Linked DNA regions of Homo sapiens: region 2 is linked to region 1. Evidence: chromatin loops called from intact Hi-C (ENCODE). Cell type or tissue: Calu3. All regions are shown on one strand. Each heading gives the region's core, and the rest is flanking DNA. Links, peaks and the distances in the headings are about the cores only. Region 1 has its middle 190 kb from the start of LINC01195. Region 2 has its middle 250 kb from the start of LINC01195.

The links. Hi-C counts contacts between places; a loop is a spot of excess contacts. Peaks named below come from ENCODE experiments on the same cell type or tissue, not always from the same donor. Only the 100,000 strongest peaks of a DNase experiment are listed, where the experiment ranks them.
Region 2: it touches region 1 in a loop (5-fold over the local background); 2 of 110 quality-filtered maps call a loop at or near these places.

What each region holds. Positions count from the first base shown.
Region 1 is chr16:9,645,010-9,650,397 of GRCh38, reverse strand. No RefSeq gene overlaps it. Among named protein-coding and RNA genes, the nearest start is that of LINC01195, 190 kb to the right of the region's middle. In Calu3, for the core only: CTCF peaks have their summits at 2,101 (motif pointing left), 3,931 and 4,180; a DNase peak (open chromatin) is centred at 2,107.
Region 2 is chr16:9,703,678-9,709,065 of GRCh38, reverse strand. No RefSeq gene overlaps it. Among named protein-coding and RNA genes, the nearest start is that of LINC01195, 250 kb to the right of the region's middle. In Calu3, for the core only: no CTCF peak of the experiment used is centred there; a DNase peak (open chromatin) is centred at 2,645.

The sequences.
Region 1 (5,388 bases), core at 119-5,118:
TTTTTTTTTTTCCCACAGACTATGTGTCATGCATGGGCAGTCACTTTCTTTTACATAAAAAACAAGAAAAATAGTGTGAGGTACTTTTTTCCTGCTACCTGACATGGCTTTTAGACTGAGCAGTCCTGCTGTCATTTTTTCATATCTCCTTGCACATATTTGGAACATAGAATTATCATTATCTCTTTGCATATTGATCTTCTCTGGAAGACTGTGAGCACCCCAGAGAGAAGGTGAACTTTCCTAAAATCATCTTAGATTCCATGGTACAAGGTATACTTTGGCTACACCTTGGAATTGTATCTGAGTGGCTTGGCTTTAAAATGCATTGTAAAGAACTTTTTTTTCTGTCTCTTCTTGTCTAAGCCTTGAAATGTATTTTGAAACTCTTTCTTTGTTTTCCCACCAGGCACTCTCTTTCACAGTGCTTGCTTATCTAATGATGTGCTTGCTTAGAAATTCCAGGGGCTAATCTTAAACCAGACGGGAAGACCCAGCAGTGGAATTCTCCCCATTTAGAGATTACCTCAAAGTGATTAATCTATTATTACAACCCAAGCATTGTCAAGATGGCACCAGGCCTCACTCCAGGTGGACAATAATGCAAGATGGCCGTCGGAACAAGACACACAAGACTGCACCACACCTGCATGCTTTCCATGTAGATTTTCCCTTCTTAAATCCACTCCCTTGCCTAAAATATTGAGATGTTTTATTTGGGGCTTGAGTCCAACCATCTCCCAAGTGCTAGTGTTTGAATAAAGCTGCTTTCCTTTCACTGCACCTCACTTCTCACATTTTGGCTTTTGAGCAGTGAGCAGCTGGATTCGAACTTGGTTACAGAATCAACTGAGGAGCTTTAAAAAATACTGATGTCTGGCTTTTATCCCCAAATATTATGATTTAGTTGGCCTGGGATGTGGCTAAGAATCAGCAAATTTTAAAAGCTCCCAAATAACTTCAGTTGTTTTCCTCTCCATTTTTTATTGATATATAATAGTTGTATATATTTATGGAGTACTTGTGATATTTTGATACCTGCATGCAATGTGTTATGATCAAAATAGGGTAATTAGGAATTCCATCACTTCAAACATTTATCATTTCTTTCTGCTGGGAACATTCCAAATCTTCTAGCTATTTTGAAATATACAATAAATTATTTACTATAGTCATCCTGCTGTGCTATCAAACATCAGAACTTATGTCTTCTATCTAACTTTATTTTTGTACCCATTAACCAATTTCTCTTCATCCCTCCTGTCTTGTTTACTTCCTAGTCTTTGGTAACCATAATTCTACTCTCTACCTCCATGAGATCAACCTTTTAAGCTCCCATGTATAAGTGAGAACATATGCTATTCGTCTCTCTGGGCCTGGCTTATTTCACTCAACATAATGACCTCTGGTTTCATCCATATTGCTGCAGATGACAGGGTTGCATTCTTTCAATGGCTGAGTCGTATTCCATTCCATACATATGTTATATTTTCTTCATCCATTCATCCATTGATGGACACTTAGGTTGATTCCATACCTTGGTTACTGTGAATAGTGCTGTAATAAACATCAGAGTGTGGATATCACTTTGATATGCTGATTTCCTTCCTTTTGGATATTGACCCAGCAATGGGATTCCTGGATCAAATCATATATCTATTTCTAGTTTTTTGAGGAACCTCCACACTATTTTCCATAGCAGTTGCACTAATTTACATTCCTACCAACAGTGTACTGCGTTCCCCAGGTAACTTTGACATTCACTCAGCCAAGGTTGAGAACCACTGCCCTAGCATCTAGCATCCAGGGTTTGTAGTAGTGGTGACAGCAGCCGCTAACATTTATTGATCTTTTATAATGTGGCTCAGGCACTGAGCTTTGCAATTTGTATGCATTGTTTCATTCAGTTATGCAACCATTTTAAAAGACAGCAACTATTGTTACCCTGATTTTGCACTGTAGGAAAATAAAATCTAAAGAGGTTGAGTAATTTACTCAAAGTTACCTAGCTAGGAAATGACAGAGACTGGCTGTCAGCTTCCTTGAAATCGGGACACTTTTCCCAACACCATTATGCAATGTTGCATTCACCATGCTCTCTGCCTCCCTCTATTGGTGTATAGCAGATGTTCCATAAGCCGTTATTGAATAAATAAATGGAACTGTCAAAATCTATCCTTGACACTTCACGTAGGTCACTCGAGTTCCCTTAGGCGTCTCCTTAGCTACCATAATAAGCTGAACACCACTCCCTCTTGTCCCATCTCACACTTCCTGCCCAGGGCTGTTCAGATATGGCTGGGAATCCTCAGGGCTGATGACCCATGAACAAGTGTACTCCCAGCCAGGGATCCCCACCTGGGTGGTGCTCCCAGAACACCACCACAGTCCTTGCTTGCCCAGTGGTCTGTAGGGAAGTGAGACCCGATCGGGGCACCAGAGGAGAGAATGCCTTGAGCCCATTTATGTGACGTTGTTAATGAAGTACTACCCAAACTTTAATATGAACACAGATTACCTGGGGGTTTTGCTTGATTGGATATTCTGATTCATCAGGCCTGGGGTAGCACCTGAGGTTCTGCACCACTAGCTGAGGCCAATGCTGCTTGCCTGCAGACCCCACTTTTAGAAGCAAGATGTTGGAGGGGTGTCAAGGCAGTAGAGCTTGTCAGCTTATCTGAGCATTTCAATTCTTTCTACTCAGAGACCTCCTTTCTACCTATGATTAAGGCATCTGTGGACCTTGCCGTATCACTCCAGCAGACATGAAGAGGCAGGACTGAATTCCACCTTCATCTCAGCCTTGATTGTTGCTGCACACATATGTAAAACAAAATATAAACTCACCCCCAAATACCACTTATTATTAACCTCTGTCTGCAAGGTCTAGCACTGCAGCTGATACATGATAAGTGTTCAGGAAATATGCAATGAATTCAATTCAATTAAAAATCACCTGTGAGTTTTTACTGCATTTGACATCAGCTCAAGACAAGAATTGCCTTGGGTAACTCTCAAATAAAATAGTATTCCTGAGTTCACTGAAAGGTGGGCAATTCTATGAACTCTGAGAAACTTGTTTGTTCTAATGTCACTGAAATATAGGGATTTTGATGGATTGTTGATTAGGCACAAAAAAATAGCATGAATTATTTTTGGTATTGTTAGTGATTATATGTGCTTCTATGCCATATAAGTTAATTGTATATTCTATGTATTAGTTAAGCACCTAATTAATCTTATAAATATTTATTGAATAATTAACATGCACTGGGTAATACTTCAGTGCTATAGATACAGTGATAACAAGACAGCTAAGTTCTCTGTCTTCATGGAGCTTACATTTTAGTAGAATACAGATAATATGAGGAAAATATATGAATAAAGAAGATGCTTTTAGAAGGCTATAAGGATATGAAGATAATAAAGCAAGGATATTGATGGAAGTTTTCTTTAGTTATCAGAGTAGGTAAAGTTTTACCTGGGGAGGTAAAATTTGAGCCAAGATCAGAATAAAAAGAAGGGACCAGCCATGAGGAATACCCTAAAAAGAAGAAATGATTAATAAAATTAAACGTTAGAAGCCATAAGAAGGGAGTGTGCTCAGTGAGTTATGGAATAGAAAGAAAGCCAGTGTGGTTACAGCGTGGGTAGAGAGGAATGTATGGCTTTGTAGATCATGCTGAGAAATTTGGGCTTATATTGTGTGTAATGCGCACCTGTTAAAAGATGCTAAGCATGGGGTAGCATGATCTGAGTTGTATTTTTAGAAATTATTCTGTGGTCCCAGCTACTCGGGAGGCTGAGGCAGGAGAATGGCATGAACCTGGGAGGCGGAGCTTGAAGTGAGCCGAGATCGTACCACCGCACTCCAGCTGGGAGACAGCGAGACTCTGTCTCAAAAAAGAAAGAAAGAAAGAAAGAAATTATTCTCTCTGCTGTGTCAAGAATGGATTATTGAGCAACAAGAATAGAAGCAAGGAGACCAATTAGGAGGCTCTTAAGGTCATCCAGGCGAGAGATGATGGAAGGTTAGCCTAGGATGACACCAACATTTATGGAGAAAAGTGCACAGATGTAATGGTTTAGGGAAAGGAACCAAGCCCCCTTTAGAAATTGGATGAAGGGCATACAGGTTTGAATGATATAAAGATATTAAGAATGGATTTGGGAGAATTTAATAAAAGCAACTGAGTGGATGGAGGTGCCATTCTGACCTGGAGAGGACAAAACTGAGTTGGGGTTGTTTCGGAGCACGGTAGATTTGAGATGCCTTCTACACACCCTACTGGTGATGTTGATTAGGCAGGCAGAGTTATGATTCTGGCGGTCAGGGGACTGGTGAGTGCAGGGGACATAGATTTGGATGCCTTCAGTGAGTAGATGATATTTGAAACCACACATATAAATAGGACCACCTTGGAACAATGTTCAGAGATAAGAAAGCCCAGGACTGTGCCCTGGGTACATCCACCTCAGAGAGGCCAAGGAGAGAGGGCAGAGGTGGCAAAGAGGAAGCCAGAGAGTTGGAGGAGAACAGTCAAAAAATTCAGCATCTCAGAACCAAGAGAAGTGTGCTGAAAAGCAGGGAGGGATTAATCAGAGATGATACCTCTCTGAAGGTGATTAAAAAAAACATATAAAGTCATCCATTAAATTTGGTGCTGAAATCCTTCTGTATGTCACACATGTATTTTTATATTTTATTTTAATTTAGTTTTTTAGCTGACAAATAATTGTACATATCCAAAGGGTATATGATGTTGTTTTGATACATATAATGTATACTGATCAGATCAAGGTAATTAGCATTTCCATCAACTCCCAACATTTATCATTTCTTTGTGTTGGGAACATTCAATACCCTCCTTTTAGCTATTTGAAACAATATATTATTGTCAACTATAGTTATCCTACAGTGCTACAGAACACTAGAACTTATTCTTCCTATCTAGCTGCAATTTTGTATCCTTTTGCAAATCTCTTCTCACCCTTCCCTCCCTTCCACCCAGCCTTTCCAGCCTCTAGTATCCTCTGTTTCACACACATACTTAGTTAACAATTCTCACAACATTCCTGCAGGTCACATTGTATTATCCTGAATTTACAGATAGGAAATGGGGTTCAGAGAAATAAAGCAACTTGTCCAAGGTCACAGCTCAGAGGTGAAGGTGCGAGGCTTCATCTCAAGTATGGATGGTTTTCCTGCAACAAATCCCACAGAAGGAGCATAAGCCCCTTGAAGACAGAGACCCTCTCTCCCAGTTGACTGTGTATAGAAAGGCCCAATACTGCCACTGTTAGAAGTATGGAGATGAAGGCAGATGGCTGAGTTTGGACTCAATTTTTTTTTTATCCACACAGTGGAAATGAGGATAATCACTTCTA
Region 2 (5,388 bases), core at 114-5,113, 59 kb before region 1:
AGAACTCTTGAGTTTTGCTGCAAAACTTCCAGCATGCCTTTTGTCCCAGCAGCCAGACCTTCTGGCCTCCTGACCTAGGTCTCATCAGCTGTGAAGAGTTTTCAATGGAAACTTTTGAATCATGACGGCATTTTCCCACTGCCCCCCACCCCATGGCAGCGTACTCTTTGCCTCTCATCTGCCTTCTCCTTACTGCTCACTTCTGAACTCTGCCTCTTGACTTTTATCTCCTTCTGCTTCCCCATGGCCATTGGCTTAGTTCAGTATTCCACATCTTTCAACTAGATTACTGCTATGGCCCTCTGTCTGATCTTTTCCCTTTGTTCTAATTTTTTCTCTACACCATTAAAAATGAACTCCCCAAAGCACAAATCTCACCACCTCCCTGGAGTGCTCCCTGTTGCTTGCAGATTGCAGTCCTAAGCTCTTAGCTGGAAGATTCCATGTCTATCTCTCAAGGCTGGAATAGACTGCCAGGCTCCAGGTTCATGTCTCCAAGTACTGACTGTACCTCTCCAGTGGGAAAATTCCATGATTGCCTCAAACTCAATGTGGCAAAAATCGATAGTTGTCTATTTCCTTCAAAACCTACTCTTCCTCATGCAGCTGTGATTCTGGCAGGGAGTTCTTAGTCAATCAAGCCAGAAACTTGGGAGTCATTCTCAGTATATACCTTGGCATCATCTCCTAGATTAAGTCCTAAAAAGGAAAAACTCTCAAACCCATCAGTCCAGGTTGGGTCTCCCTAGCTCAGCTGGATTACTGAGACAGCCATCATGACCCATCATTTTACCCATCACAGCCATCATGACCTCCCTGGATGACTGTATTAGTTTCCTGGGGCTGCCATAACAAAGTACCACAGACTTGGTGGGTTAAACAACAGAAATGCATTTTCTCACGGTTCTGGAAGCCCAAGATAAAATGTCGACCAGAGTTGTTTTTTTCTGAGGCCCCTCTCCTTAGTTTGTTGATGGCTGTCTTCTCCCTGTATCTCCACGTGGTCATTTCTCTCTGCATGTCTATGTCCTAATCTCTTCTTCTTCTAAGAACACCAGACATATTGTATTTAGGTCCACCGGTATAACTACTTCACCATACTTGCCTCTTTAGTGACCCTATCTTCAAATACACTGACATTCTAAGATAGGTTAAAGGTCAGGACTTCAACATATGAATTCCAGGGAGGCACAGTTCATCCCATAATAATGACAAATCTGAAAACATCACTCTTTTTAGTAGCTCCTCAAAGCTGTGGGATAAAATCAGAATACTGTAGGTGAGTTTGCAAGACCCTTTGTGATGTGATGTTCATGCACCTGTCATGGTGGGACTATTTCCTCTCACCTAATCATTCTGAATTAATAAACCCAGGTTGCTCACTGCAACCTCCACCTCCTGGGTTCACTCCGCCATCGTAATGTGGGGTTTCATAACTCCTTGCCTTGACAAGCAGGTTTCCTCTAACAAAATGTTCATTTGCTCTTTTTTAGACAGCTTATTGAGGTATAATGGACACACAATAAACTACATTGTTTAAAGTACACAATAGAAAAAGTTTTGACGTGCAAATATACTTGTGAAGCCATCACCATAATCCAGGTAATGAACATATGCATCAGTTCAAAAAGTTTCCTCTTGCCCCTTTATAATTCTCCCCACCTTCCCTGTCTCCCATCCCTGAGCAAATTATGGGTTGGCTTTCCATCATTATAGGTTAGTTTGCATTTTGTAGAATTTTATATCAATAGATTCCTAAAACATGTGCTCTCTTCTTTCTGGCTTCTTTCACTTTGCATGATTCTTTTGAGATTCATCCATGTTGTTATGGGTATCAACAGTTCATTCCTTTTATTGCTGTACAGCATTCCATTGGATGGATAATAGATACACAATGTGTTAATCCAGTCACTTGTTAATGGACATTTGGGTTATTTTCAGTCTGAGGTTATTACAAATAAAGCTGCTATAGAAATGCATGTAAAAGTCTTTATATAGATATAGATTTTGTCAACTGAAGAATCATAAGCTTTATTGGAGAGGAGAACTTTATTTCTTTTGTTTGTTTTTTTGATATGGAGTCTTGCTCTGTCACCAGGCCGGAGTGCAGCGGCACGATCTCGGCTCACTGTGAGCTCCACCTCCTGGGTTCAAGCAATTCTCCTGCTTCAGCCTCCCGAGTAGCTGGAACTGCAGGCATGTGCCACCATGCCCAGCTAATTTTTGTATTTTTAGTAGAGATGGGATTTCACCATGTTGGCCAGGATGATCTCGATCTCCTGACCTCGTGGCTATTTCATAGGCTGGGAAATGTAGCCTTGGATAGAAACCAAAAGCAGGCATGTTGAGGAAGGAAAGATGGGACAGGGATTTATGCTGAACAAGTTGGCTAGCCACACATATTCAACAGGTTATAGGAGGAGCTATGAATATTTACAAAGGGTGGGTGCACATGCGTAGTAAGCAAATATGCATGCTACATATGTCCCGTTTTCACACTGGGGTGGAGACTTAACATCTAAATGCATTAAAATTAGGCTTTAAACTTCAAAAGGTAAAACGGAGGACACAGAGTCATCCTATGTGCAGCCTCTGTAAACCAGCCAGAATGAGTCCATGGTCTGTGGTCTCTTATCAGGAAGGAATGCTGGTCGGTTGTTGTGTCAAAACCACAAAAAGTGAGTAGAGTCCAGCAAGTCTTTTAAAAGAGCTGGTGTCTGCTTAGCCCTTAGGAAAGAAAGCCTCATGGTGGTTAGCAAGGGAGAAAGTGTAACAATGCATGTTCAACCTCCTATCCCATCACAACCAGGTACTCAGTTTTTAAGGTTTCTCTGGAGTCCCCTTGGCCAAGATGGGGTCCATTCAGGTGGGTGGGGAGCTTAGAATTTCACTTTTATTCCTCAACCTTTATTTTTCTTAGGTAAATACCTAGGAGTAGAATGGTTGTGTCATATAGTACAGTATTACCTTTGAGTAGATCCTGAATAATCAGACATTGAGTTGTAGAAAAAGGTGATGCATGTGAACCTCTACATATAGTTGTTCGATGTTTACATGTGTTTATCATGAAACGAAAACATTTATTCTCTTTTTCTTCATCCTTCCATCAACTGTCCTCTGTGCCCAACCAGTTTCTGACCTCCTGAATTTCTGCCTTTAGAAACAGAGAAGAATCCAGCTTTTCTTCATGATACAGGATGTTGTATGTATGTGGAACCATCCTCACTCACAGCTGCCCCTTCATGGTTCCAAGGTAACTTTATAAGAGACTGCCTTTGCCTTCAAAGGTAGGGACAGGCTCATTGAATATTTATCCTGCCACGGAAGTCAGAAAGACAAATATGCACTAATATCATAACCGTCAGCCAGGCTCAGTGGCTCACGCCTATAATCCCAGCACTTTGGGTGGCCAAGGTGGGCAGATTACAAGGTCAGGAGTTCGAGACCAGCCTGATCAACACAGTGAAACCCTGTGTCTACTAAAAATACAAAAATTAGCTGGGAGTGGTGGTGCATGCCTGTAGCCCCAGCCACTCGGGAGGCTGAGGCAGGAGAATCGCTTGAACTCAGTAGGTGGAGGTCGCAGTGAGCCAAGATCACGCCACTGCACTCCAGCATGGGCAACAGAGGGAGACTCCATCTCAAAAAATATATATATTGTAAGCATCTCCATATTTCACCACTTTTTCCAAGCAGCTAATATTGATGCTTTGGAGACAGCTCTGGAGTCAGAATGCCTGGATTTGAATCCTGGTTTGTGCCATTCTCTAGATGGAAGACTTTGTGCAAGATACTTAACCCCCTGTGCCTCAGCTTCCTCATCTGTAAAAGGCGGATGGTGAAATCTCTCTGAGGATTCAGGGCAAAAGCACAGTGTCTAGCATACAGTAAATTCTTTGAAAATGGTAGCCTTATTATTATCCAGTTTCCTCTCAAGCCAAGCCCTGTCATCACTATGGTAACCCATGTAAAAAAGAGATCACAGGTAAGCTCTCCTTTGATGCTCCAAAAGTTTAAAGCACCACTGCTATCTTCAGCACTCAGCTTTGAAGACGTCTTGTTAACCTCTATTGTTTTGTATCAGTGGGCTACATGCTCATCTGAAGAATGAATGGAATTAGCACAGTATTTTTAAGCAATTAGTTGGAGTAATAGAAATGCCCAAAGGAATGAAAGTAAAATAAAGGTATGTCAATGCATGCCCATTCTCTGCCATTTTCCTTGAGATAATATCAAATATCTAACAGAATGTTGGTGAGTAGGGAGAAACATTGCAGGAAAAATAAAATTTTTCCCTATATGAATCCTGTTTTACTAATATTGAACCTTGATATGATTAATGTTATACCCAGGTAATCCTGACTTATTAATATTCCTCAGAACCTGGTACCTCTGGGAACCTCACCAAGTTCAATGGCACTAGGAGGCTTTGAAATGGCTAGGGCTGAGTGGGGCTGTCTTTCAGGGATAAGGATCTTTTTGAGCTCTGTCTGCTGTTTTGTTTTCTGACCTCTCCACAGTGGGGCTGTAGGCTGCCCCTTCACCCATCTGTTGCCTTGTGCTTCTCCTCGGTGTCTTCTTTTAGTTGTGCAAACAACACGAGAAAATTTGCCTCCAATACAGACTTCAGAGGCTTGCATTTGCTTTGAGCAATGTGGCAACATTGCTTCTGGAGCTTCTGTTGTATTTTGACATCAAGGTTGCCGTCTCAATCTCCACTTCTCACTGGGGATTCAAAGAGGCAAGGTAGCTGCAAAAGTAACCACTGGTATACCAGCGATACATTGCATATGTATAACAAAGGTCAGGTGCTTCATTTTGTTAACAGAAAAGCCAAACTCTAAAATATTTTAAAGAGGTTTATTTTGAGTCAATATGAGTGACTGTAACCCAGAGAAAACACAAACCTAAGAAGCCTTGAAAAACTGTGCCCAGGATGGTGAGGTTACGGTTTAGTTTTATACATTTTTAAGGAGGCAGGAGTTGCAGGCAAAGACATAAATCAATATAGAGAAAGTATAAGTTGGTTTGGACTGAAAGGCAGGATATCTTGAAGCAGAGGCTTACAGGTTATAGGTGGATTCAGAGATTCTTTAATTTGCAATTGGTTGAAAGAGTTCAGCTTTGTCTAAAGACTGAAAGTCAGTGCAAAGGAATGCTTAAATTAAGATAAGGAGGCCTGCTGTCTATCATGTGATGGTAAAACAGAGTCAGGTTAAAAAGTAAGCCACATTATACTAGATTTAAGAAAAAAACAAAACATTTAACAAGATTTTATGGTTTGTAGGGCAGGACTTAACCCTTGCTTCTCATGGTCTTAGGTCTTGTTTATAATCTGGTATCTTATTACCACGAAGAGTCTATTCTGTCAGTCTTATAATCTCTATT